Regions from separate parts of the Homo sapiens genome. Here region 1 is linked to region 2. Evidence: chromatin loops called from intact Hi-C (ENCODE). Cell type or tissue: dorsolateral prefrontal cortex. All regions are shown on one strand. Links, peaks and the distances in the headings refer to the core of each region. The heading gives the core; the rest is flanking DNA. Region 1 holds the start of LOC105377402 (a long non-coding RNA gene). Region 2 overlaps LOC107986309 (a long non-coding RNA gene).

Region 1 (12,206 bases), core at 76-8,075, 190 kb before region 2:
TTCTAGGAATGTTGCACATTTCTCTCCATTGTTGTTACCTGGCAATAATGAGATATATAGCCACAGGCACACATAAGAAAAAAGATTCCCTTCTGCAGAATCTATTTGCCAGCTAGGTTTTGATATTTGAAATAAATAAATGTTTTAAAAATGTAAATTCACTTATTGCTATCATTATCTTCTCATGTGTGAATGACTCAAAGTACATTCATCATATTTCCCTCAGACAGATATGCCCTCCCAATTTTTCTATTTTTAGTAGTGGCTCTAAGAGCCTTCTGAATAAAAGGCTTCAGATTCAAATCTTTGGGAATATTTTTATATCATCTCTTTGTTTGTCTTTTGTGTTAAATTAATGATCAAGCCTGGATACTTCTTTCTTCATTCTGTCTTTTCCACCTACCCCTTCTTTCCATTTCTGCTGCTATCCTATTTTTGGAACCAATTACTGCATTTGGATTATACAAATGACTTATTTTTATTAAAGAGAAAATTTATTATTTTTATTGAAGTCATAAATACAAATGTTTAAAAAGTTAAATAGTGTGGAAGTCTTCCTGGGAAAAAGAAAAGTCCTTATTCTCTCAATTTTCCACTCCCATTCCATTTCCCATGGTGCGAAACTCTTTTAACATTTTTATCATTTTCCATTTTTATTTGTTCTAGGTAGTTCTATCCACACTTATAAATAATATGCATAAACTATGATTTCTTCATTCCTTCTTTTCAGGTTTTTCTATTGGATTCCTGCCATGATAGATGGTGGTTAAGCTCATCTACCCCATTCACCGTTCATTTTCTCTTCTACTGACTGTTCTCAGTTCCTCTTTTCAATACCTATGCAACTTTAAATAATATATTTGCATTTTAATTTCTTGTTCCAACAACTATAGAAAGGATCTCCCCATTTTGAAAGGTTAGAGCACTAGAGATGTCCTTCATCTCTTCTCTTTCCTTTTCATCTTCCAACACGTCACCTGTAATTTTGCTTTGAAATTGTTAGGGTTGATTCTATTTATATTCTCTGATCCCAATTAAGTCTTGTGTGCTCTGTCAGTATATTGATTCTGTAACTGGGAAGAAAAACGTTTAGGTAAATTGGCTAATATCTAACCCAGCTGTGCTCTCTGATTTCATTCCCCTTCTTGTATACTTGTCCCTCCCACCCTCATGACACCTGCCTTTATTGTTTCTTAAGTGTTTGTAATATTCAAGCATTATGGAATGTTGATGGCACCTTATACATTTTTTTCTTCCTGAAAATTTTTTCCTGGAGCCTCCATCCTTTGATTGCATTGATTTCTCTCTAGGCTTGTTGCACAGCCATCATCCTGGGGGCCTCTAAATGTCAGCATGTGAGGGTGGCTGTCTTAGTCCGTTTGGGTCATAAAGGAATACCTGAGGCTGCGTAATTGATAAGGAAGAGAGGTTTATTTAGCTCAAGATTCTGTGGATTGTACAGGAAGCATGGTGCTAGCATCTGTATTTGGGGAAGGCCTCAGACTGCTTCCACTCATGGCAGAAGTAGGTGGAAAGTTGGCTTGTGCAGAGGTCACGTGACGAAAGAACAGACAAGAGAGAGAGGAGGAGCTGCTAGGCTATTCAAACAACCAGCTCTCATGGGAACTAATAGAGCAAGAACTCACCATCCCCCTTTGGTTGGGGGCAAAATAGGAAGAGCTTTAAACTATAGAATGAGGAATTGAGGCTTTACACGGTTGACCATGGGAGCTACTGAAGGTTCCTGGGCAAGCGGAGGCATGACAAAAATGATATCTGGAAAGTAAACTGGCAAATGTTAGAGCAGTATTTTTCAGACTTTTTTTCATTATTGTCCCCCACCCCAGAACATTCATAGACATTTTTTCCCTAATTGCCACTCCTCATGAAATTTTAAGAGCACAGATAAACTGTATGTCTGTTTTTGGAGACAGCCTTTCTCTTCATCTGCAGCCTCTTTTCTGTGTATTTCTGGTTAGGGCTTCATAGTCACCACTTCTTCAGCTTTCCATTTCTCAAAAATTTGATGACATCTCTCTTGCACTAATGGCTTTCCTTCTGTTCTCTTACAAGTGAGTTTTTTACTCCCATTATTCTCATTTAATTGAGTCCATGGCTCAGACTTCCATCTTGAACTGAATGTTCTGAAATGACTTCTTAAGTGCCCATGCTGTTTACAGCTTCTTCTGCCATTCTGCCAACACCGCCTAGATTCCTCTGTGTGACCAGTATATCTCATTTCTTGAAGACTCAGCCTTACTTCTATTACTAGGCCAAGTCAGCCTGTCATAAAGAAGGTCATGGTTAACCACCTCTGTACCTCTGTACCTCCTTCACCAAGTATCACTAGTTGTCCTCCTGGGTTGTGGGCCAGGTCTGAGTGCTCATCTCTGGGTCCCAGATTAGTCTGCAAATCAGAGCTTCTCTTCTATGTCCTGGGCTCCTAGGACTTAATTTCTGCTTTGCTTCTGTTTCTAGCAGGTTTTTCTGTTGTCAACCTCTCCTCTTGCCAGTTGGCAATCTTGTGAATCTGCCACAGCTCCAAGATGACTATGGCTCTCAGGCCCCAGTCGCCAGCTCAGATTCCCAGTTAGTGGGTGCTGTCTGCCTTCTTGGGACCTCATAGTCTTCTCCTGGAAACCCAGGTGCAAACTGCTGCCTGCACCTACCCTGAGGTGGCTGCCTCTTTAGAACACTTCCTTGTCCCTTCTCCTGGTTGACTGCCCTGCTGTTAGCTCAGTCCACCTCCAAACTGTGCTCTGATCTAACTTATTTTCTTTCATTAGGCCCTGTCTTCTTTATCCCCTGTGCTGGTTTGGGCTTTTACGTGGAATACAAAAATACTTCCTACTCCCATCTGTTGATATATCACCCTCTGCTATGGTCTGAATGTTTGTGTCTCTCCAAATTTATGTTAAAATCCTAACCCCCAAAGTGGTGATATTAGGAAGTGAGACCTTGTGGGAGGTGGAGCCTCACGCATGAGATTAGTGCCCTTATTCACAGGCCCCAGGGAGCTTGTTTGTCCCTTCCACTATCTGAAGACATGGTTGGAAAGTACCATTTATGAACCAGGGAAGAGGCCCACACTAGCAACCATGTTTGCTGGCACTTTGATTTTGGACATCCCAGTCTCTAGCACTGTAAGAAATAAATTTCTGTTGTTTATAACCTACTTAGTCTATGGTATTCTGTTATAGCAACCCAAATGGACTAAGACATCCTCCAATTTTACACATTGTGCAATCTACACATTCTCAGTGGGGGCAATGTCACTCATAAGAGGGTGAAAACTGGTTATTGGGAGCTGAAAAAATCATACTCTTTTCATGTTTGTATATCAAAAGTACAGATATATACACACAGTCCATAAACAGACATACAGTTTATCTGTGCTATTAATATTTTACAGGGGATGGCAATTAGGGGAAAAATATCTATGAAGGTTCTGGGGTGGGGGGACAATAATAAAAACAAATCTTTTTTTTTTTTTTTTTTTGAGACAGAGTCTTATTCTGTTGCCCAGGCTGGAGTGCAGTGGCACAATCTCGGCACACTGAAACCTCTGCCTCCCAGGTTCAAGCCACTCTCCTGCCTCAGCCTCCTGAGTAGCTGGGATTAGAGGTGCTGGACAACTCGCCCAGCTAATTTTTGTATTTTTAGTAGATATGGGGTTTCACCATGTTGGTCAGGCTGGTCTTGAACTCCTGACCTTGTGATCCACCATCCTCAGCCTCCTAAAGTGCTGGGATTACAGGCAGGAGCCACCGTGCCCAGCCATGAAAACAAATCTTGACAATACTGCTATCATGTTTGTCCGTTTACTTTCCAGACACCACTTTCGTCATATCTTCACTAACCCAAACACCTTTGGTAGCTCCCATGGTCAACTGTCTAAAGTCCCAATTCCTCATTCTGCAAAGAATGTCCCTAACCATCTTTCTAGTCCTAGCTCTCACTTCTCTCCTGACATAGATCATCCACTCTAGTTAAGTTGCTATTCATACTCTTAACCACAGTTTCTGCTTTTCTACTTTGCTCTCACCGGTATGTTACCTGAATATCTTCCCCTCATCTTTTTCCCTACGAAAATCCATTCAGTTTTAATGTCCTGTCCAAACCTGAATATCATATTTAAAACTTGCCTAATCACTTCAGCCAAGAGATCTCTCATTTTTCTATATTTCAGTGGTATATCTTATCTGTATTCTGCAGTTGATGGAAATTTATTACTAAGTGCTTTTAACTATCCTATTCAGCTCTTTCCTCCAAGAGAATATAAGTCCTTGAAGAGCATTTCTGAGCCTTATGCTCCTCTCTGCCTAAAGCATCCTTTGTGCAGTTGACACTGATACTTTTTGGTAATTTTTTTAATTATTTCTAATTTTAATTAACATAAAGTTCAAGCATATGTATTGGAGAGAGAGGTAATAGGAGGAATTTTGTTGATGAGGTAAAGAAATAGATTCATGTAACTTTAAAAATATATTTCTTTATCTTTCTAACTAAGATAATGGGTACATTTATCATCAAGCAGAGCACAATGTTTTGCAGACATAAACCAAAAACTCCACAGAAGACTAAGGCCATGGTATTTTCATTTCTCCTTCTTTAAAACAAAAAACCTAAGCAAACAATGATTATAACAGCTAGAGCCACGTAGAATTTTAGAGTTCATAAGAACTTCAAGAAATTACAGATAATCACTGCTACTGAGGATCATCTCTTTTTGTGGAGAAGAGTAATCTCTGCTTAAGAGCTTAAAGTAATTTCAGTCTAATGGAGCAGCCTCCCCTGTGGGCCTCCTAAATACCTTGCCAGACTGGGCTGGACTGGATTACCTACATTAAGTGTAAACTTATGTCAGGAAGACAAAAGGGAAAAAAGGGGGAGAAAACGAAGAGATGTTGATTCAGCTTCAATAAACTTTCATATAAATTTATATCTAAAAATTTAGAACAAAATTATTTCCTTTTTTTTGAGACAGGGTCTTACTTTGTTACCCAGACTGGAGTGCAGGGGTCCAATCACGGCTCACCACAGCCTTGACCTCCCAGGCTCAAGTGATCCTCTTGCCTCAGCCTCCCGAGTAGCTTGGACTACAGGTGTGTACCATCACGCTCAGCTAATTTTTGTATTTTTTGTAGAGACGAGGTTGCCCAGGCTGGCCTCGAATTCCTAGGCTCAAGTGATCCCCCAGTCTTGACCTCCCAAAGTGCTAGGATCACAGGCATGAGCCACCACGGCTGGCCTGAATGAAATGGTTTTTCTTACTGTGTAGTTAAGCTTGTATCATTTCAAAATATTAAATTGTGTTTTTCAGTACATATTGGCTGGGAATGCCCACCAAAATCTTTTTAGTGTTTAGGGTGTTAAAGGTCTATATCTACCCTGGGGAAGTGCAGATCAGGGTTTTGGTTGGAGGATCCTGGATGGCGGGATGCATCTGAGTTAGGTGGGTCTTAGGGAAAGGGATGCTGGAATGGGAAACCCCAGGGTTCAGTAGGGGGATGTGGATGGGGTGTTCTGGCAATCATTATGCTAATATGGGTGCTATACAGAAATACCTAATATATCTCACTAGAGTACTGATAAAGAGTATGGCTCTCAAGCCAGACCAACTGAGTTAGAATCCCTTCTCTACCAATTACCAGCTCTATGACTGAGCAGTTTACTTGATTTCTCTGATGTTTTCCTCATGTATAAAATGAAGATAATATTGTTGCACTTCATTGAGAACTAACATGAGTTAATAATTGTGAAGGCACACCTGGACAGAGGAAATGCTCAAGCATGGACATTTTTATATCCCCAGCTTCCAGTGCTATGGCTGGCATGTAGAAAGCATGTGACAAACATTTGCTGAATAATAAATGTGGGACTGCCTGTGAGATGAATGAAGCAGACCATTCCTGAGTAGTTAATGAATGATGCTGAGAAGATCCTGATTCTAGTGGCTCTTTATTAAAATATAATCTTAAGTAAAATGACTAGTTTTATGTTATCAATGTGTATTGCTAGGTTCTGTTTTTATATATGTGAAAGCATCATTATTATTACTTTCTTGTTTTTTCTTTTGTTGTTGCTGCTGCTGAATCCTCACCAGGAAGGAATTAAGATCTCGTTTCCTCACTGAAATCCAGAAAGAAAAGGTTGGTGTTGTGTTCCCTTAGGTTTGAGCCGTGAGAAGCGTCTCTGGTTCATGAGTTTTGGGTGGTAGGAGTGGAAGTAGGATGAGGGGATTATGTAGTATTACCCCTGAGCAGGAAGGCAGGCTTTGAGTAGAGAAGGTGAGGTAGAGCCCTAAGGTTGAGATGGCAGGGAGAGTACAGAGGGGCCCTTTCTGTGGGATTGGTTTGTATTCCAGTCCCAGTTCCCATGAAGTACCCTGGAAGATGGCAAGGTCTTTGATGTGGTCACTGATTTGGGCAGTAGGGACTGAGGAATGGGAGTGTTCTGGAGCTGCTCCTTCAAGTGAATCATCTAAACTTGTATCTTTTCAGAGAGCAAAGATGAACTGGTTACCTTAGAAGCCCTTTATATATATATATAACGAGATTGTGTAAGCTCCACCAATTTCTTTTGTGATATCGAGGAAGGGGGGGTGACTCACAAAGCATGATAAAGTTTGGGGAAATATTTTATTAATATGAAAGATGAGGAATTTAGATTCTGACATGATGTGATTTTTAAAAAGAGATAATAGCATGAAATGTCTTCATCTTAGTGTTGTGGGGCAAATTTGAAGCATCTGTAGTGTACAGTTTAGCAGCTAATTAGCTGAAGCTAATTAAAAGGAAGATACCTAAAATTAATTTTTGATGATAGACATTGCTCTGTAAATTTGGAGCTTTAAGGTGTGTATTCACAGATTATTTTCTCTTTAGGAACAGGATTGCTAAATTTGTGTAGGTTATTATTGAGGCACAGGCAGCCTAAAACATGCCATAGTGATTTGAACAGTCCACTGTAGTGACTTGCTGTGTGGTTCACTTAAGAGGCAGCTCTACAACATTCCCCATCCCCTATTGCTTTCCATCAGCCACTGCGTCAAAGGCCTTGCCACATTCCAGGCACCTCATGGGACTTGGAAACGGGATGCAGGCCCAAAATCATCGAGAAGGAATCTCTCTACTGCCCTTCTATGGCCCCACCTCACTTTCCTCTACTCAAAACATGTAAATACATGGCCTTGATATTTAAAATATGAAAAAATTTATTATGACATTAGCTAAATATAAATGACTAAGTTTCAATTTCTATATTTATAAGAGATATAAGTTAGAGATGAGAAGATGTAGGCCCCATTACATATGTAAAAAAAAAAAGATCCTGTGTGCATTCAATGATTGATTGTTGAATGAATGCACCATAGTCCCTATGTGTTTTATACAGCCTCTGTATATAAAACACTTACAGCAAGCATGAGATAGTGTGATGAGCATGGCCTTTGCCATCAGAGGAACTCAGATTTAAATTCTGACTCTTCCCTCTTGGGCAAATCACTTGTCTTTAATTGGGAAAATCACTTATTTTCAAGATGGTACTAATAAGAACTTCTGCATAAAATTGCTATAATGATTAAACAGGGAAACATAAGTAACACATCTAACAAAGCACCTAGAATATAGTAATTATTCAATAAATATTTTGTGATAGTTAAGATAAACAATTCCAGCTGCTGTTAATATCTAAATCCAGAATTCTCAGACACTTAACCTTATCAAATCTATTCCTCACTCATTTCAGTGTGAGTATTTCTGGATGGGAGGAATTTTATGTGATCATTTAGGGAATTTCATGTAATCATTTAGGGACTAAGTCTCCTTTCTTTTTATGGCTCTGTCCTCTATGTCCTTAGAATTTTCTCCATTTAGCCTATAGATGGAGAAAGTAGGGTGATGTATGGGAAGTTTTGTTGGCATGCACCACTTCTCCCCATTTTCCATTAGCTAGAACTCTGTTATAGACACAAATGTAAGGGAGACTAGTTAATGTAATTTTGTTGTGTGCTTAGAAGAGAACGTGTGTTTGGTGAGCGTCTAGTTAGTTTCGGCCACAGTTTTATTCTCCTTCCTCTTCTATTTTTCTCTTTAAAAATCCAGGGATATTTTTATTTATTATTGTTGAATGCTTTTTCTTTTTGAAGGTCTAATTCATCTAGAATTTCTTATACATAAAAAGTCCTTTTTTGGTACCTGACCAAGTAGTGATCAAGGTTTGTATCAAAACCCTTGAAGGAGATGAGAGAGGGGAGGAGAGAGAGGGAACAACATGCAAGCATATTTAGTGCTTGTAAGGATGAGGTGAAATAGGCACTCTCATTTCTTCCTCATGAAAGAATAAATGAGTCCAACCCTTCTGCAGGGAAATTTGATTTAAAATATTTATACTGCTTGACATGGTAATTCTAGTTTTTGGAAATGACCTAAGGAAATGCTTTGAAATGCAGATATAAATCTGTGTAAAAAATGTTCACTATAACATTATTCATAGTAACAAATAATTGAAGACAATCTAAATGAAAACCCTAGGGAAATGGTTAAATAAATTATAGTATGTACACATAATGAAGTGTTATACAGCTGTTAGAGATAATCTTTAGGAATAGAATTTAACAACACAAAAACGCTTATGCTAAAATGTTAAGTGATGAAAATAGAATATACAGTTTTAAAGACAGTGTAATTCTACCATGGACAGAAAATATTCAAGAAAAATATTGGATATAACCCATGTCTATATCTAGAGTAGAATGGATAAATTAAATTATTACATATCATTTAATGGAATATTCAGCAATGAAATAAACTCCAGCTCCACCAAATAATGTGAATAAATCTTGCATATACATTGTTGAGTGAAAAAAGAATCAAGATATAAAATACATATATTATGATTTAATTTATATAAACTTTAAAGAAGAGACAAAATTAAAATAATAATTTTAGTAACACATGCTTATTTGATAAAATTATAATGAAAAACAAACAAGTAACTAGTAAATCTTTAGCAAGTCTAAGAATTTCCATGAGATTTTTGAAAACCTTTAAGGAGAAACATATAAATAAAACATGGAATTTTCTGCTACTCAAGCAGGTGTGGGGTGAGAGCATCAGTGTTTGGAGTACTAATGTAAAGGTGACCTCATTTGTTCATGCAGCCTGGTAAAACCTGGAACACACAGTTCCACAATCTACTGGTTTATAGTCTTTGGTAGCAAGTAGCAGAAATAAACTCAGGTACTTTGTATAAAAAAGAAATTGATCGTGAGTATATTGGATATATCACTTGGTTTTATTTAACCCCAAAGTAAACAAAAACACAATTACATCTGGCTTAAATAATATGGACCTTCATTATCTCAAGTAACAAGAAGCCCAGAGGTCCCAGAGTTGGCTAATTCAGTAGCTCAATCAGAGACTCAGGTACCTTTTGTCTAGCTGTTCTCTCTAACCACAGCCTGTTGGCGAGTCTCTCCTTGTGGCTTTAAGATGCCTCTAGGTGTTCCAGGAATCATGTGCAGATATGACGATATCCAGATAAGGGGGGAAGGGGATGATAAAAAGCTTGGGTGATACAAAGTTGACTTTATCCCAAGCTCTGTAGCGTACCTGTGCATAAACCAATCAGTGGTAAGGAGAATGAGACTCTTCATACCTGGCTTTAACTTCACTGCCTTGGGTCTGGGAAGGGGCCCAGTGACTCCTAGACAAATGACCAATTAGGGCTTCTGTTATCAAGGAAGAGGTAGGGAAGAAAATGACTGTTGGATGAACAACCAACACTGATTCATCTCAAAGAATTAGGGGAAATAACAACTAAATCTTGAGTATGATGGAAAACAGCTGAGTATATTTTGGGAACTTAGCAGCAGGAATACATGAATTTTTCATCCCTTATGTGTTGCCATTACTATAACTCCATTCCAACAATTCCCTGTCTCTGTCTTTCAGTTCAAAATTTCAAATATTGGAAATGACAGTATTTGAGTGGTCCAGCTTGTGTTAGCTGACCATTCCTGCATCAATAAGCTATAGCTGTGCAGTAAAGTTACTAAGAACAGTCATGGCTGTTGGATACCCACCTCCATAGGTAGCCATCAAAGAGGTGTTTACTGTATTCACCTTCCTGATTATCTGGTGAAGAGGAAGGTGAGAAGGGTATCCATTTCATGTTTTAATAATTATCTTATTTTTGTTTAGACTTCATTATCCCCATATTCTGGTAATTTCATCTTTGACACTGTATTTGACACAAAGAAAGTGTCCTTGACACAAAGAAAGAAACTTGTTTAAGGTAGGTAAACTAGTTTAACTATCTTAAAAGAAACTAATAGTAACCATGAGTTCTGACCAATACACATCTTGTGTTTCATTCTGTCAATGCATAAGAAAATAAAGTATGAAATAGTTGTGATACCAAACATATGGATGAAAGTCCTAGTAAGAAGCACCACCATACCTGGATAATTTTGGTATTTTTAGTAGATACAGGGTTTCACCATGTTGCCCAGGCTGGTCTCAAACTCCTGGCCTTAAGTGATCTGCCGGCTTCGGCCTCCCAAAGTGCTGGGATTACAGGCATGAGCCACTGCACCCCGCCTAAGAAAGCAGTTTAATTCTTCCACTGCTAACTCTATTAAGGAAATAGCACCATACACTTTAGCCAATGCAAATGTAATTGGGGCGGGGGGAGAGAATAGAAGAGAGATGAAGAGACAGAGATAGAGAGAAAGCGAGAGAAATATTGGAGAGAGAAAATTTGGGTAGTTAGTATAACATTGCACTTCAGATTTCTTTACCTGTAGTGAGAGAGGGTGGAGACATCCATTCCCTCTTGCTTCTCATAGCCTGAGCATCCCACCACAAAGTGTCGGATTCTAATAATGTTTAATGATAATACACTTTTCATGAAACATGGTGTCATGTGAATAAATAGCAATTTGTTGCAAAGCTCAGAAAAATAGGCATCTTGAAAGAGAGAACTTTATCAAATCTTGACATTAAGAACTCTAATAAATACTAAGCTGAATAAAAAAGCATTAGGTAAGAGGTTGGAAAGGCTTTTGGTTGTAAAATTGAACCAAAAAGGTGACCCAATTACAAAAGTTTTTACTTTCAGATTTTCTGCTGAAGAGAGGTACAAAGGAATTGAAAGCCAACTAAGGTGGGCATAAACATCGAAAAATCTGCTTCAACTTCAAATGTGCAAACTGCTGGAGAAGCTACAACATTATATTTTGCATGCTTATTCTTTAAAATATACTCGACATTGCTGTATAGATTATACATTTATCCATAACATTGTATAATTCAGAGTTACCCATCTAGAGCAAATATATCCTTTATCTTATGCAATCATGATTTAAGAGATTTTCACTGTGATTCTTGTGACTTTTCCACAGTTGTTGATTCTGCAAAGCCCTCAGATAAATCACAACTTAACCGTGTGTATGTATAAAGGTAGTTCTCCCCATGACTTCGTTATGTAAGAATCAGCTATAGCTCCTTTCTGACTTTAAAGACAGCAAGAACTTTTGAGCATATAATTTTCAGTTGGCTATAAAAATAATTTTTAAAAATTGTGAAAGTAATAGGATAATATTTTAGAAAATTGAGGATATAGAGAAAGAAAAAAATACCACTCTAATAAGTAATGTTTTACCATTTTCAAAATAGTTCTTCCTGTTGTTTGTTGGAGCCTCTGAAGGGACTCCATGTACAGAAACACCCCTCCCCACTTGGTTCTGATCAAGTTAATAAACTAAAACAAAAAATAAGGCAGAGGAGGTCCAAAAATTATCTTTACTGTTGGGATAAGGGCTCTTGGTCTGCCATATGGGTTGCTAATATTGAATATTGATTGAACATTGAATATTGCTAACATTGAGTGTGCCAGCAATACTAGCACAGTAGGCCTCTCTTTGAAGGGTCAGACTCCTGGAATATCAGAGGAACATGAGTTCCCTGAAGCCAGGACAATCCTAAGGGTGAATTGAGTCAAACACCCTCAGTTATTCTTTCCAAATTTAGCAATCAGTTAACCCAACTGACTCCACCTTTCTAGGGCCAGTGTAAATAAAGGGAAGAGGGGAGGTTAAGAGGAGAGCTTAGAAGAAAATCCTTTCCACAGAAAATGGAAATGGGAAAAGGTGTTTTGTTTTTATGAGTTTTTAAAAAACAAACAGAAGAACATATTTCTAC
Region 2 (16,325 bases), core at 3,928-11,927:
AATTATAAAATTATATTTAAAAAATAAAATAATCACTATATTTCTTTCATTGTGTTGTTTATAGGATGAAATAAGTTAATATTGTGAATAGAACAATGCCTAATATAAGCAATTAATAAATATTAGCTATTATTTATATTATTCCTTTGCAGATAATATTTCTTTTGCTCTTCAGCCACCTTTCTAATCTTTGCGTTGTCTTTGTGTTCAGTTTCACTGTGATTTGTCTGGATCTGGGTTTATTCGTGTTTATCTTGTTTAAGCTTTGTTTTGCTTCCATACCCTGTGGATTCACACCATCATGTATTTTTTTATTTCTCATTTTTAATTTATTCTAATATTATCTCTTCCTCATTTTCTACTATATTTTTCTGATTTAATTATAAGATGTTAGAACTTGTCATCATAAATTACAGGTCTCTTTAACACTCATATTTTCTAAGCCCTTTTCTATATGAGCTGCCTAATAATTTTTTTTCCAATTTCTTAATTTGTTTTCAGCTGTGCCTAGTCTTTTATTTATCAACTGAGATTATAACTCCAACTCTTTTTCATTACTAGGAGTTTGATCTTTTCCAAGGTTATCTGGCATTGTTGGTGGTAATTTTTTGCTTAATCATTTTTTTTACTTCCTTAAACATAAAGGGATATACTACTTTTTACTCTGTGGCTGATAATTTCAATATCTGCAGTTCTAGGTGGGGAAGGAGATTCTAATACTATTGGTGGTTGTTTCTGTAATTTCTTGCTCTGGTGTTTGTTCTTCTTGTGCTTCTATAATTTGGAGTTATGGATTCATATGTCCCTGTTCTTCGTAAGTGTAAGAATCTTGAAAGTGTTGAGGTTTGTTTCTTTAGAATGGGTATAATTTTGCTTCTACCAGCAACCCCACATGCTACCAACCCAGGATCATACTTGAAGTTAAAGTCATATGATGGTTTTTTTTGACACTAGGATTATAAATTTAAAGCTCAGTATTAAGTGAGGACAAAGCTCCGTTTAGTACTTCTCGGAGGAATTTTCTATTGTATTTAAACTTTTTTCACCCTAATTTCAGACCCAAACAGTAATTTTTAATGAAACAATGCCCTTTGACACAGGAGCACCCTGAAGTGATTCCTACTATCCAAATCTGCAATGACGTGAGCATCAAACTGAACAATAGTAAAGGATTATAGCCCATCTAAGAATCCATGAATCCATACTGATATTAATTGACTAATAATTTGATAAATGGGGAAAATTGGAAAGCCCTTTCTTGTAGAAGATGCTCAACTTATAAATGTAGAAGGAATAATAGAATTAGAAATCCCCAGTTGGCAACCATAAAAATAAAAATTTTCAATAAAATAAAATAAAAATAAAAATTAATTCCAAGAAGAATCATCAATGGATGCTAACACTATTAGGCAAAATTTAAGTAGTATATTTACATATTCTCAAAATATTTCTGTATGAAATACTTATGAATTTCAAATGGAAAACTATATGCAATGAAAATTAACATAGTAATGGGACAGATCAACATCATGTGCCACAGTATGATGCACTGAGTAGATTGTAACATCGCTTCTGTGCTGTTTCTACCCAAAAATGCACAATCTGATTCAAATCATGAAGAAACATCAGACAAATCCAAAATGAGGGAATGCTATGAACTAACGGCCTATATTCTTCAATAATGTCAATGTCATGAATGATGAAGACTGAAAAAATATTTCAGATTTTAAAAGACTGAAGAGCCATGACAACTGTATGCAACACAAGATCCAGATTGCTATATAGGACAATTTTGGGACAATTAGTGAAAAGTTAATGATGTCTGTAATTTAGGTAGGACTATTGTAACAATATTAATTTCCTAATTTATATAATTGTACTCTGCTTAATAAAAGAATGTCCTTGTTACACACTAAAAGTACTTTGGTAGAAAAGGAGCATCATGTCTATGACACACTTTCAAACACACCTCAGAAAAAAAATTATACAATCATGTAAATAAATGAAAATGCAAATAAGGTATAATGTTAACATTTGGGGAATATGAGAATTTTTTGCACAATTCTTGTAACTTTCCTGTTAGAAATTGTCAAAATATATACAATTTCTTGAAAAAGTCCCCACATACCAGGGGGCAGATACTTTTCTAGCCCACATTTTCACTATGCTAAGTCTGTACTGGTGTTTAAAGGTACTGGATTTATGCAGAGGCTCAAGTCTAACTCCCTGCCTTGTATAGGCTGAAGGCCTTATTTTTCTCTCACAACCATTAAAAACTCATGTTTGAATATGAAGTGTGATAGGCAGAATAATGGTGCCCAACGATGTTCACATCCTAATCTCCAGAACCTGTGAATACCTTAGGACACATGGAAAAGGGGAATTAAAATTGAAGATGGTGTTGAAGTTGCTAACTAGCTCACCTTGAAATGGGAAATTATCCTGGATTATCTGTGTGGGCCTAGCCAATGTAATCACAAAGGTCCTTAAAAGTAGAAGAGAAAAACAGAAGTGGGGAGAGTCCAAGAGAAATGTGATGATAGAACAAGGGTCTGAGAATTGCTGGCTTTGAAGATGGAGGAAGGGGACTATAAGCCAAGAAATGGGTGTAGCCTCTAGAAGCTGGAAAAGGCAAGGAAACAGATTCCCCGCCTGTAGCCTCCAGAAGGACACAGCCCATGGGCTACCGTGATTTTAGCTCAGTGAGACCCATGTCAGACTTCTGATCTACAGAACTGTAAGATAATAAATTTGTGTTTTTTAAGTCTATATTACAGTAACATATTACAGCAGCAGTAGAAAACTAATACATGAGGGTTAGCAATTGCCGATAGGTGTTGCGGGAAGTCAGGGACCCCGAACAGAGGGACTGGCTGGAGCTGTGGCAGAGGACCATAAATTGTGAAGATTTCATGGACATTTAGCAGTTCCCAAAATTAATACTTTTATAATTTCTTACACCTGTCTTTACTGCAATCTCTGAATATAAATTGTGAAGATTTCATGGACATTTATCAGTTCCCAAAATTAATACTCATAATTTCTTATGCCTGTCTTTACTCTAATTTCTTAATCCTGTTATCTTCATAAGCTGAGAATGTACATCACTTGAGGACCACTATTGTACAAATTGATTGTAAAACATGTGTTTGAACAATATGAAATCAGTGCACTTTGAAAACGAACAAAATAACAGCAATTTTAGGGAACAAGGGAAGACAACCAAAGGTCTGACTGCCTGCAGGGTTGGGAAGAATACAGCCATATTTTTCTTTTTACAGAGGCCTATAAATGGACGTGCAAGTAGGAGAGATATTGCTGAATTCTTTTCCCAGCGAGGAATATTAATAATTAATACCCTGGGGAAGGAATGCATTCCTGGGGGGGGGGGGGGGTCTATAAATGGCTGCTCTGGGAGTGTCGGTCTTATGCGGTTGAGATAAGGACTGAAATACGCCCTGGTCTCCTGCAGTACCCTCAGGCTTATTAGAGAGGGGAAAAGATCCCACCCTGGTGAATTTGAGGTCAGACTGGTTCTCTGCTCTTGAACCCTGTTTTCTGTTGTTTAAGATGTTTATCAAGACCATATGTGCACAGCCGAACATAGACCCTCATCAGTAATTCTAATTTTGCCCTTTGCCTTGTGATATTTATTGCCCTTTAAAGCATGTGATCTTTGTAACCTACTCCCTGTTCATACACTCCCTCCCCTTTTAAAGTCCTTAATAAAAACCTGCTGGTTTTGCGGCTCAGGGGACATCACGGACCTACTGATATGTGATGTCACCCCCGGAGACCCAGCTGTAAAATTCCTCTCTTTGTACTCATTCTCTTTATTTCTCAGACCGGCTGACAATTAGGGAAAATAGAAAGGACCTACACTGAAATACTGGGGGCTGGTTCCCCCTGATAGAAAAGTAGCTCCCTACTTTTCATTTTTTCTGTCTCTGGGGTTTTCATTCAACTTAAAATTTTTATACCAAAAATTCTTTAAAAAATATATCTAAGGATAATGACTTCCAGCTCCATTTATGTCCCTGCAAAGGACATGATCTCATTCTATCCTCAGCAAACTAACGTAGGAACAGAAAATCAAACACTGCATCTTCTCACTTATAAGTGGGAACTGAATGAACACACGAACACAGGGAGGGGAACAACACACACTGGGGCCTGTCCAGGGGTGTGGTGGGGGAAGGGAGAGGATTAGGAAAAATAGCTAATGGATGCTGTGCTTAATACCCAGGTGACAGGTTGATAGGTGCAGCAAACCACCATGGCACATGTTTACATATGTAACAAATCTGCACATCCTGCACACATACCCCAAAACTTAAAATAAAAATAAAAATAAAAATAACCTAGTCCATATTGCAATATAATAATTCTTCTAAGTGGAATGGCTTTTAAAAAGTTTTTTTTTTATTTTGAGATAACTTTAGACTTACAGAAGAGTTGAAAAACTAGTAAAGAAAATTCCTGTTTTTTCTTTACCCAGCTTTCCCTAATGCTATTTCTTATATAACCATAGTGCAATTATCAATACTAAGAAATTAGTACTGATGACATGAAGTGTCTAACTCCATTTTTTGATGTCTTATCCTGACAACTTTCAAGCCTACCCTTTCCTTTTTCCCTCTCACTCAACATCTGTGTATGCCAATAAGAAAGTCAGAGTATACCTTTCTTTGACACCAATGGGGAGATAAAACTGCATATAAACCCTAGCCCTTGTGGGAGAACCCTCACCCCAATCCCATCCCAAACAATCATAAAATCAAAGCTATTTGCCCCTCCCTTTGCTCAAGCCATTTCAGACCAATCTGGGCACCGGCCTTGCTCTCCCTAGAAAGCCTTGTTCTGTGAGTAATAAACCTTTTCATACCCTCTTGGTGTGTATGGCATCATCATTTCAATATGGAGGTCAATGGTGCCCTCTGCAAGTAACCACAAAACAATTGTTACGATACTGTCAATTAAGCTATAGACTTTATTTCAATTTCACAAATTTTCCACGACGTACTTTCTCTATCCCAGGATTCAATCCAGGATCCTACATTACATTTAATTGTCATGTCTTCTTAGTTTCCCTCAATCTGTGACACTTGAGTCTTTCACGACCTGGGCAATTTTATCATGTAGATAAATGTCCTTCCGTGAATGCTTCATGTAGAATGTCCTTCTGTTTGGGTTTGTTTTCTCCTGATTAGATTGAGATTATGTGTTATCAGGAAGATTACCATAAAGGTAAGAGACGTTTCTCTTTGCATCATATCAGGAGTTCTATGATGTCGATACGTCTTATTACTGATGATTAATTTATTTATTATTTATATGTTTATATTTACATTTATTTATATTATAAAAATATATATTTATATATTAATCTTGATCACTCAGTTATGATGGTTTCTGCCAGTTTTCTCTAGTATAAAGCTACCACTTTTCCCTTACAGTGAATATGTATTTTTGAAGGAGATACTTTGAGATTATATAAATATTCTCTGTCTCCATAAATTTTCATCCACTAATTTTAGCATCCATCAGTGGATCTTGCCTGCAGTACTTTTCTCTGTGGTATTCTAGCAGTGACTTTCTATTGCTTGCATTTCGTCCACATGGATTATTTAGAACTCTTTTGTAAGGAAGACTTGTGCTTTCTCTCCCACTTATTTACTTATTTAGTTATTTATTTATATAAATATGAGTCATGAATATTTATTTTATTCTCTAGGTTTTAATCCAAATCCATTATTATTTATTCATTGTTCAAATTGTAAGTGCACTATTCTTTAAAGTGTGCTTTTAAAATTTAAGTTCTGCTTGTTCTCTATAATCTTTTTTTGTCTGCCTGGCTCCCTTGGATGAGTTATTATTTTCCATTAAGGCTCAATGGAATGCAAATCTGGTTGATGGAAAAACATAATCATTTTGTAGATAGTGGTTATTTTGTATTAATAATTCTGAGCTTTTACTTAATCTAAATAATGTTACTGTCTTTGTATTCATTTTTATGTTGCTATAGTTCCAGATTACTATTAATACTTAGAATGAAGAAATGTAGAGTTAGGGACTCTGTATAGAAAGGTAACATATTAAAAGCTAAAATAGTTACATTTTAACATCAGATTCTAACCAAGCTGCTGAATTAGTAACTGATGCCCTCCCATCTCCAAAATCAGTACAGAGGGAACTATGAAGGAAAATACTATGAAACGTAGAAAACTGTGAGAAGCCCCTGGGGTGACCCACTGAAAGTTTAAATTAATTGTGTTGGATGAGAGGCAGGCAGACAGGGCTAGTCACAGCAAAAATCACGGGAATTGTTATAGTTCTGTTATTGCTTCTACCCTGTCTTTATTATGGGACCAGCAATGCCTTCCTTCTTACCTGCACTGGATCATGTTTTGCCCTAGTGGTAAAATCAGGAAACAAAACCCCTGTGCTTGAGAGGAGCAAAAAAATACAACTGTAGGTTAATCAACTTGGTGCAGGTACTTCCTCCTTGAACCTCAAAACCAATAATACACAATCTAATGAGTTTCCTCTGCAAAGGATGAAGCCAGGACCTTAACAACTGTTTGTGGAGTGATGAGTAATTGGCTGTTTTTCTTTTTTTCTGGTGGCTGAGGCTCTTCACCTGAGAGCTCATTCCCGCCACCTCCTCCACAAATATGCACATTCTGAGTTTATCGTGTTTGAGAGGGACTGAGGTTTGGCTTCCTTAGACACATTGCCTGACACAGTAGCCCATTTAAAAATTTCCCAATTTGGAGAAAAATGAATTTACAGGCCCAAATAACAAAGTTTTTGATAACTACAACTATTTCAAAACAAATATGACATATTAGATCACAAATTCCATCAGAAACAGAAATATTAAAACAGATGGACCAAGAATTTAAAATTAAGCTAAAAAACAATGCTAGACGAGATTAGGGACACATCACTAATATGAAAGAAGGACAAAGAAACATAAAAAAGGATCAAACACAAATATTAGGTATAAAATCACAATATCTGAAGTAAAAGACATCTTGAACAGGCTATACAACAAAATGGATACAGTTAAGAAACAAATTAATAAATTGAAAGATCAGATTTGGGGAATTTCCTTGAAGGAGGGAACAAAAGAAAGAAAAATATGTATTTTTTAAATTTAGCAGTACTTATATCTGGGTAGTAGAAATCTCAGAAAGAGGGAGAAATAAAAATGGGGAGGGGGTAATACTTGAAGGCATAATGGAGAAAATTTCCTGGAATAAAAAAATAAGATGCAGACCCTCAGATTGAAGAGATCATTTAAAGACGAAGATGATAAAGGAAAAGCCACACTTAGACAAATTACAGTACAATTTAGGACCTCAAAGACAAACAAAAAATCCTAAAAGTTGATAGAGAAAAGGCGGATTGCATAAAAAAGAAAGAAGCAGCAAATTTCTATCAGAATTCAAAAAAATAAACAACTGGAAGCAAGAAGACTATCGTGTCTTTTCAAAGAATTAAAGGAAAAGAAATCTGAACTTAGAATGATATGTCCAAACTGTCATCCAAAGATCAGAGCATAATAAAAAATATTCTCAGAAATACAAAGCATCAGCAGCTGAGACCTTCACTGAAAATAGTTTTTGATGAAGTACTAAAATAAGAGATTATTAAAATCCGGGAGAATGAGAAGACAGAATAATACCTAATGTATTTTACCTGATAAAGTTTGTTATCTATAAAATAAATATCTAAGACCAAGAAAAATAAGAAATGTATTTGTAATAACAGAATTAAAAGACTAGAAAATATCAACATGATGAGTATTAGGGTAGAAAGGGAAACAAAGAGATGTCCAATTGAACCATTGTTCTTTACTTATTGTGGTGTCAGTATAAATATCAGCATTTCTTTTTAAATGTAAGAAAGAATTCAAAAGAAACAGAAAATGGGAGTCCATTGAAATATGTCCATCTATATCTGATTCTCTTTCCTTACAGGGACAGAGTAAGGATTCTGTCCCTCTCACTCTTTAAAGTTAGTCCTGTAGCTTGCTAGGACAATGTAACGAGCACAAAAGCCACATGTATCACTTCTAGACAAAACCTTTTTATTTTCATTGAGACACTGTCATTTCCTTTTCACTGCTTCAGAAATTGATAAGGCTCATGTTGAAGCTTGGTTAGCCTGGGAACCTGAGTGGCTATGATGAGCAAAGCCCCACTGCCAAACCTTCTTGGCAGCAAATAAACTCAAGGTGCAAATGAGGTCTTGGGAGTTGGTTGTTACTGCATTATAACTGAGCCCCTACTAACAGAGATGTCTGGGTCTGTTTCGAGAACATTTTTTACCCATTTATTTCTATTCTTAAGGGCTGATCACAGAAAAAAAAAATGGGATGTGTTACGAGGTCCTCTCCCTGTATGAATCAGGTACCTGAATCAGGTAATCAATTACCTGATTCCGAGACTGCCTGGTGGTATGTTGGACTATATCTAGCAATTCTTTAGATGCCTTTTCTAGAAGTGAGTTATCCCTGAGCCAAAGGGTGCCAGTGGATATCTACCCTTAATAACTAAAGTGCAAAGAAGTTGAAACAACTAGAAATACAACAGTACGTGCTTTGTTTATGAGATGCAACAGGTCTTTGAACAAGTTCCTCTTTGAACAAGTGCCCTCTAGCGGGGATGCTAAGAGCTAAAGGAGGAAGTGAGCTATTGTTTCCAAACTGAGAAGGTGCCAAAGGCAAGACAGGATGCATTCTTAGGGTCTGCTCACCAGATAACTGCTGAAAGAAATCACCAGGAGATTTTGCTGCTTGTGAGATTACTTGCTGCTAAAAGCAATTGCTTAAGAGTATTACTGGAGATGTTTAGCTGGTGTCTGTATCTCAAACTTTAATGTTCATGTGAATTGCCTGGGAATCCTGTTAAATTCAGACTAATTCAGTCCATTTGGGATGAGGGTGGAACAAAACTGAATGGTTCTAACAAGCTTCCAAGTAATGCCAAAGCTGCTGGTTCTCTGATTGCACTTTGAGTAGCAAGGAGCTAACATAATTGTTCTCAACCATGGCTGCATATTAGGATCATCTGGAGAACTTTGAAAATGCTGATGTCTGGATACCATCCTCATATGTTTTGATTTAATTGGTCTAGGAGTGGCCCAGGGCCAGGGTCTTTAGGCAACACTAATATGTTGCCAAGGGTCAGAATGACTGAGCTAAAACCTGCGGCTCCTTCTAATGAGCACAGCATCAAGGACACAGCTGGACATTAGTCCCCACTGTTATCCATAGGAGAAGGTAGAGATTCTTAGTACTTTAAAAACAAAAATAATAATTATAATTAGAGGTTATCATTTCCTGAACACTTATTATATGTCAACAACTCTACAAATTACATTAATTCTCTAATTTAATTGTTACAAATGTTATAGGGTAGGTACCTTTACTAATTCTATGTATAGGTGAGGAAATTGGGGTTCAGAGAGGCTATGTAAATTGCCCAAGTTCTTATAGCAACTAAATTAATAATGTGGAGGTAACGCCAGGCAATCTAACGCTAGAGCCCTTACACTTAGTCACTACACTGCTCAGTGTTTTGTAGTGAAGAAAATGGATAATCATTTTCTCTAGGAAACACCACGGAAACAAGCCCATAAGCTCTGGGTGGGAACTCAAATAAAGACTCTACAGAGAAGCTCTAAATACCAATTAGGTCATTGTGGGAAAGTGAGAAATCTCACACAATGAGCATTTTTTTGAACTACATGTCTATCCTTGTATGGAATATGTGCATTTAGTCTCCCTCCAGATATTTCTGCTCCTGTCTATTTACCTCTTTCCAGGTGATGTTTCCAGAATATCTGTTCCTAGTTATTTGGGGAAGAAGGTTTGGTTCTCATATACACTTGAGTGAGAGCAGGCTGCAGGGTGAATCTCTGAGGTCACCTTGCCCCTGCCAGTCTCAGGTATCTGGTCACCCTATAGCTTCTCTCAAGCTAGAGCTTCTCAATGAACTGTGCTGCTTCTGTGGGCCCTGGTGGAGACAGTGTAGGACAGGAAGGGTGCACCACCCTTCCCATAAGCAGGCACAATGCCCACTGACTGTCCATTAACTTCCAAAGCACCATTGCCCAACACAAGGCTGGCACAGGAAACAGATTCTACCAGGTAACTATTGAAGAATAACTAGAAGAGATTACAACAGTGGGGGGAATAACCTAACATTTGATGCTAAATAGCATTCTTTCTCAGAAGCCAAGGGAAAGGAAAAGGTAAATGCTTCCAGGATGTCTTCTCATAGGCATAACCATTTTACAGTCTTAGGGTTCCCCTCCTTTGCCTCTCTTCAAAAAGATAATCTCCTCTTCAGTTTCACAGAATAAATCCTCTCTAACTACAGGAAAACCTTATTTCCCACCCTAGAATTCTTTTCCTAGGGTGCTTTCCCTCTCCCCTTACTGCTAACCAGGACAATGGGACTCAATATCTATGGCTGCCCCCTTCTCAGAGGCTGGGTTCCTCTTTTGAAAACACATGGGGCTGCACCTTTGGTGGTCAGGTGCAGCCTCTGTCCTCTGCTGGTGGGACTCCAATATGTGTCGTTGCCTGCTTCCATGGCCTTGCAGATTCACTCCTGGTCTCCTGTGGTAGGTAACATCCCTGCACCAATTTCCACCTCTCCTTCCCCCTGTCTCTCTCTCAGGCACTGAGACACACCCCAATATCTCAAGGACAAACAATGCCTTGGAGAGACAGTGTAAACAACAGCGAGACAAAGGAAAGCACCTTCCTGGTGGGCTCTTCTACCTGCTAATTACTTACAGGGAGTCATATATAAACATTTCACTGCCCAAATAATGAGATCCTTGTCCACAAAATGATGCATGGTGGTTTCAGTTCTTTTTTTCCTCACCCTTTCCAGCTTCTCAGCATAATAAGCAATGCCTATAACAGAACTTAACCAAGAGTCTCCTTTTTCTGAGACACTGCTGCCCTTCATTAGAAGACAAAGCAATGCTGTAACATATGATAACACTGCTTTTCCTGCCAGTACCTTAGCTTTGAGGATGCAGCTCAGAGAAGGAAGGCACATTCGAACCGTCTCTGTACTAGCCTTTTTGGAATAGGGCATACTTCAATTTTACTGTAGCCCTGAGAAGATGCACGGTAAAAAAAAATAATCAAAGTCTTTAGTATCAGAGAGACAAGGGTTGAAGCTTCCATTCTTTATTTACTAGCTCTGGGACCTTGGACAACGTACTTAACCTTTCGATTTTCTTACCTAAAATGGGTTAATACTTTTGCCTTATTAGATATGAGGACTAAATAAAATATGCATACAATTTAGCTGGTATATAGTTGATAAACATAAATAATAGTGTCCTTCCTTATCCCTTCTAACTTCTGGGATATTTCTAAATATTTATTTTGGGGGTATGCATATGTGGAATTCTTTGTGTTCTTATAGCAGCATTCTGATACAAAATCAAATCAGACTAAACAATTTACTGGAATCATCCTTTTTAACCCTTACAAGAACCCTATGGAATTGGTGCTAATATAATCCCTATTTCACAGATAAAGGAATTGAGGTTAAGGCAACACGCCCCAAGTTATTTAGATGTGATGAGATTTTACCCTTGGAACCTGGTTAAAAGAAAGTGAGACACAAGGCAAGTAACAGCAAAATGGAAAATTACAGGCTGGGTATGGAGGCTCGTACCTGTAATCCCAGCACTTTGGGAGGCTGAGGCAGGAGGATTCCTTGAGCTCAGGAGTTCCAGAACATCCTGGGCACACTCTATTATTTAAAAAAAAAAAAAAAAAAAAAGGACTGTGGAAGAAAAACAACAATCCTTTTAATCCTGGGCTTCTTAGGACTAGAAACTATATAATTATGATAAAGCTCCCTTAATTAGGCCAAAGCAATAGTTCTGTGTGTGCTCTTTGAATTTTCACAACTGGGATTTAGCCTTTTCCTGTCTAAGAAAAAAACAGAAAAGTGACCTTATAAGAAAGCTTGAATTTAACTGAAGTTGGCAGGACACAGGTGGGCTTTTAAATAGTCTATGAACTATTTTGCACAGATATGCTAAATATTTTCTCTTAGTAAGATATATTTAACTTCTTATTAATATCTAAAGTTTTAATATTGGCTTTTTATTTCTAGAAAAACAGAATTTAACTCATTTTAAGTTATCTTCAGAAAATGTTTCACGGCAATTACCCAAGTCCAAGGCAGCTCTTTCCCAGACTCCTGGCAGAGCACTCACCTGATAATAGTGTTCCCACAGAGGATTCCAGTCATCTGGAAAAGCATTGTCAGAAAAACCTCCTCAGATCATGTCAAGATGAAATAATATTAGAAGTGTTGCCTCTGCTGGGTTATCCAAGGCACACATTTCAGAGCTGATTCCTCCCAAATGCTACTTAAAGATCAGTGACATGCTTCCTGAACACGTATCTTTTCTCCATAATCTTATTTCTTTATGTGCTTACTACAGAGAATATCTCTTTAAAAAAAAAAGGCTTAGCGGCTTAGCTCACATTTTGCTTTAATAGCTCTTTTTTGTTTTCAGTGAGACTCCTTTACATTTCTCTCTCTCTCTCTCTCTAACATTAATCTAGAAAAGGATATTTCTCAGCAGAACACACATTATTAAGGGTCATCCTCATATGGAGCCATCAGCAGCTCCACACAGTTTAGCTATCTATGAGGCTTTAATGCAAAAACACTTGCTTTCATTTGTTCCTAACATTAAGCTTTGGAAAAATTCATTAAACTGTATAGAAGAGTGATAGAGCTCATTGATTCTTCTGTTTTTTATCTGTGAAATGAGGAGAGTAGATGAGGTATTTGTATAATTTCTATGGATATTAGATAACCCACTATTAGGGAATGTGTAAGTTTCTTCTTGCTGCTCTCACAATTTGCCACACACTTAGTGGCTTAAAACAACACAAGTTTGTTATCTACACTCCTGAACGTCAGAAGCCCAAAATGGGTCTTATGAAACTAAAATCAAGGTGTCAGCAAAACTGCATTCATTATTTCTGGAGGCCCTGGGGGAAAATCCATATTCTCACCTTTTCCAGTTAGTAGAGACCATCTGTACTCTTTGGCTTGTGGCCCTTTCCTCCATTTTCAGGGCCAGCAGGGTAGCATCTTCAAATCTGTATTTCTGATCTCTGCTTTCTGTTGTCACACCTCCTTCTCTGACTGTGCCACTCCTGCTTTCTTCCATCTTATAAGGACCCTTGTGATTACACTGGGCATACTCAAATAATATAGATTAACCCTCCCATATCAAGATTCTTAACCTTATCACATCTGCAAAGTCGCTTCTGCTGTGTAAGGTAACATATTCACAGGCTTCAGAAATTTTGAGGCAGACATTTTCGGATGCAGACGTTTTGGTAGGCTGTTACCCTGCCTACCACAGAAAGGTACTGATTAAATGCCTACAACATTAACTTTCACTCACACAGTCACATAAATATAAGCGTGTGCAAAGTATTACATTTAGTGAGTGGTTTGGTGTGGGCAGGGGATACTCACAGCACAGCCGTTTTAGAGGTCACACACAGTTCCAGTAAGGATAGATTCTAAAGAGACCACTTTGCGGAATGGGTTTTCTTAAAGGGTCAGCAAGAGCTACACATGAGAGTTGCCCCCTCCCATGGCTGAGGAAAGTGTCACATGGCATGTGGTGGATCACCAAGTGGGTCTAGAAAACAAAGTGAGTAAATTCATGATGGCACACCGCCGTGTTTTATTACAGTTCAGAAGTTCCCTTGAGCTTAAAGGTTTTTTCCCTGCTGTTTCACTTGCCAGCAGAGTTGCTCTGTAGATTACACAGTATGTCAACTCACTGAATGCTTTCCACTCACTAGAGCGTCTGTGCCTTTAAACATTAAGATATGGAAGAATTTTAGGTTCTTCTAATCCACCCGTGGTGTGTGATAGATGAATAAACAGACACACAAAGCGTAATTAACTTGCCCAAAGTCACTCTGGTAGAACCTGCGCTATAACCAGACGCTGGCATGATTCCTGTTCCAGTGCTCTGGCTGCTATGCCATGCTACCTCTGGCTTTGTTTGCAAATGCTGTTGGGACAAGCAAATGCAATAGCAGGTGGTTAAATATGGATATTAAAGCTTTACTTTCATAGCAAATAGATGGGAATTAATGCTAATTTCTGAAATGCAAGAGTACCTCTCTTTTTTTTAGGAATGATGAAGTCACATTTTGAAATAAAAGGAACACTATATTTTCACATTTAAATTGATATTCTACAAGTCTGATAAATAAGAATCAATATGAAGGGAAAATTATTTTACCCACCATAGTTGGTAAAATTGTCATTGTTCTCTGTTGCTTCTTTTATCTATATTATTTAATTTTTTTCTTTTGATAAAGATTTATCTACTTTGAGTTGGAATAAAATCCAAACTTTCCTTACTTAGAAAGAAAACTATCGGCAGCCTAATGTTTGCCAGGGGGAAATTATAAAGTCTTCAATATTCCTCTCAGAGAAAAATGTCAATTTCCTGGGATCTGAGATTATTTTAAGTGCTTTATCTTTACATAACCAAAATGTCCCCAGTTTTCTTCCAACGTTAACATTCTAGACGTAAATTTCCTTGGTTTATTAGCCTCCATCTGCTGCCTAGGACTCCATCGGATCCCCTAGGCCTCCTCTGTCTCCTCGGGACTTTCTTTAGGTTGGGTCTCAGTTGTGCTGGCTGCCAAATTTAAGCTAGCTCCTCCACCACTGCCTCTTCACTGATGCCTGAGACCTATTCTTCCCAAAGCAGAAGTGGGGAGATCCCCCTCAAACTCCCTTACTCAATTCCATCTTGTATTTGGTTATTTAGTCCCCTAAGCAGCACTTGGTTACCCTAAATGTGATAAAAAGCCCCCCTGGAAGTGTGTTAGCTTCTTCTCACTCTCTAGCAGGTTCTCTGTTGTCCCGTCAGGTTGAGGAACAGACATAATTACCCTCTGTCTTGCCAACTTGCATAAAATCAATGAATATGGGTAGATATGCTAGGGAAGAGTGGGGGGGTGGGAAAAGGCAACTCAATCTGTCAGGCTCAGCTTTCTATACTGAGATAAGTAACTGCCTGCTAATTTATGATCATGATGAGTGATTTTTAAGTGGCAGGAATAAAATGCTCCCCAACAGCTTCCCATTCTATTAACTTCATTTTTAACTTATTATTTAGTCAACCTTACTTTTACTAATGACTGTCAGAACTAGAAAAACACTGTTAAGAAAAGTGGGGCCGGACACCGTGGCTCACGCCTATAATCCCAGCATTTTGGGAGGGTGAGGCAGGCAGATCACTTAAGTCCAGGAGTTTGAGGCCAGTCTGGGAAACATGGCAAAACCCTGTATCTACAAAGAATATAAAAAATTCAGCCAGGCTGGTGGTGCATGCCTATAGTCCCAGCTATTCGGGAGGCTGAGCTAGGAGGATGGCTTGAGCCCAGGAGGCAGAGGTTGCAGTGAGCCAAGACTGTGCCACCGCATTCCAGCCTGGGTGACAGAGTGAGATCCTGTCTCAAAAAAAAGAAAAAAAAGTGAGAAACATTAAAGTTATCTAATACTCTTTTTTAAAAAACAAAAAAAAATTACTTTATTGAAAACACTTTAAAAATAATGAAAATCTAAGCCAAAAATTACCCATTAAGTCCTGAATTAAAGACAATGTTTTCATTCTCCCAGGTTACCACCCAGTTCCTTTTTTAATGCCTCTGTAATATGTTATTAAACATGTAGGGGGTGTAAAAGGAAGACCCTCTGTGGGGTCAAGTCATGTTTTGTTAAAATTCTAATTCACAGATATGTTTTTCCAAATAGGATTATGAATTTCTTTGGAAACTTTTTCTTTCTCTCAAATTCTACCTCCCAAACATAAGAATCATCCAGACTCCTTTCTGAGATTTTCTGTTTTCTTCACCACCCATGTGTAAATAGTTTTCCTCCCAGCCAGGCTCGTGAAGGAGCAATTTGCAGCCAGGCTGCGGCAGGCTTGCCTATTCTCAGTCCCAGTGCAGCTTCTCAGAACCCCTGGCTCCCCTTGGCCATTCAAAGGCTGGCCTTGATGTAATTTTATGCCTGTAAAAGGTGATGTTTCTCCCTGCGGGTTCCTTCACCCTGTCTTCCCATATTACTTGCTATTTTGAGATTCAGAACATTTCTTTAGCTGCTTCTCTCAGATTTTTTTCTCTGTGTTCCTCTTACCAAAGCTTTTATGTCAGCCTTCATCTCTATGCTGATGTATCTCAGAGGGAGAAGTAAGCGGCTACTTTGGTAATTGATTTA

What was found. A loop is a pair of places that touch in the nucleus more often than their neighbours do. Peaks named below come from ENCODE experiments on the same cell type or tissue, not always from the same donor. Only the 100,000 strongest peaks of a DNase experiment are listed, where the experiment ranks them.
Region 1: it touches region 2 in a loop (4-fold over the local background); 48 of 110 quality-filtered maps call a loop at or near these places.

The regions. Positions count from the first base shown.
Region 1 is chr4:121,643,537-121,655,742 of GRCh38, reverse strand. LOC105377402 (a long non-coding RNA gene) reads left to right here and starts at 5,092. Exons shown (of 3, transcript XR_939167.3): 1 at 5,092-5,105; 2 at 6,107-6,152; 3 at 11,125-12,206. In dorsolateral prefrontal cortex, for the core only: no CTCF peak of the experiment used is centred there; no DNase peak of the experiment used is centred there.
Region 2 is chr4:121,455,203-121,471,527 of GRCh38, reverse strand. All of the region lies in intron 1 of LOC107986309 (a long non-coding RNA gene), which reads right to left. Among named protein-coding and RNA genes, the nearest start is that of QRFPR, 82 kb to the right of the region's middle. RefSeq lists a silencer at 8,685-8,734. In dorsolateral prefrontal cortex, for the core only: a CTCF peak has its summit at 8,649 (motif pointing left); a DNase peak (open chromatin) is centred at 8,669.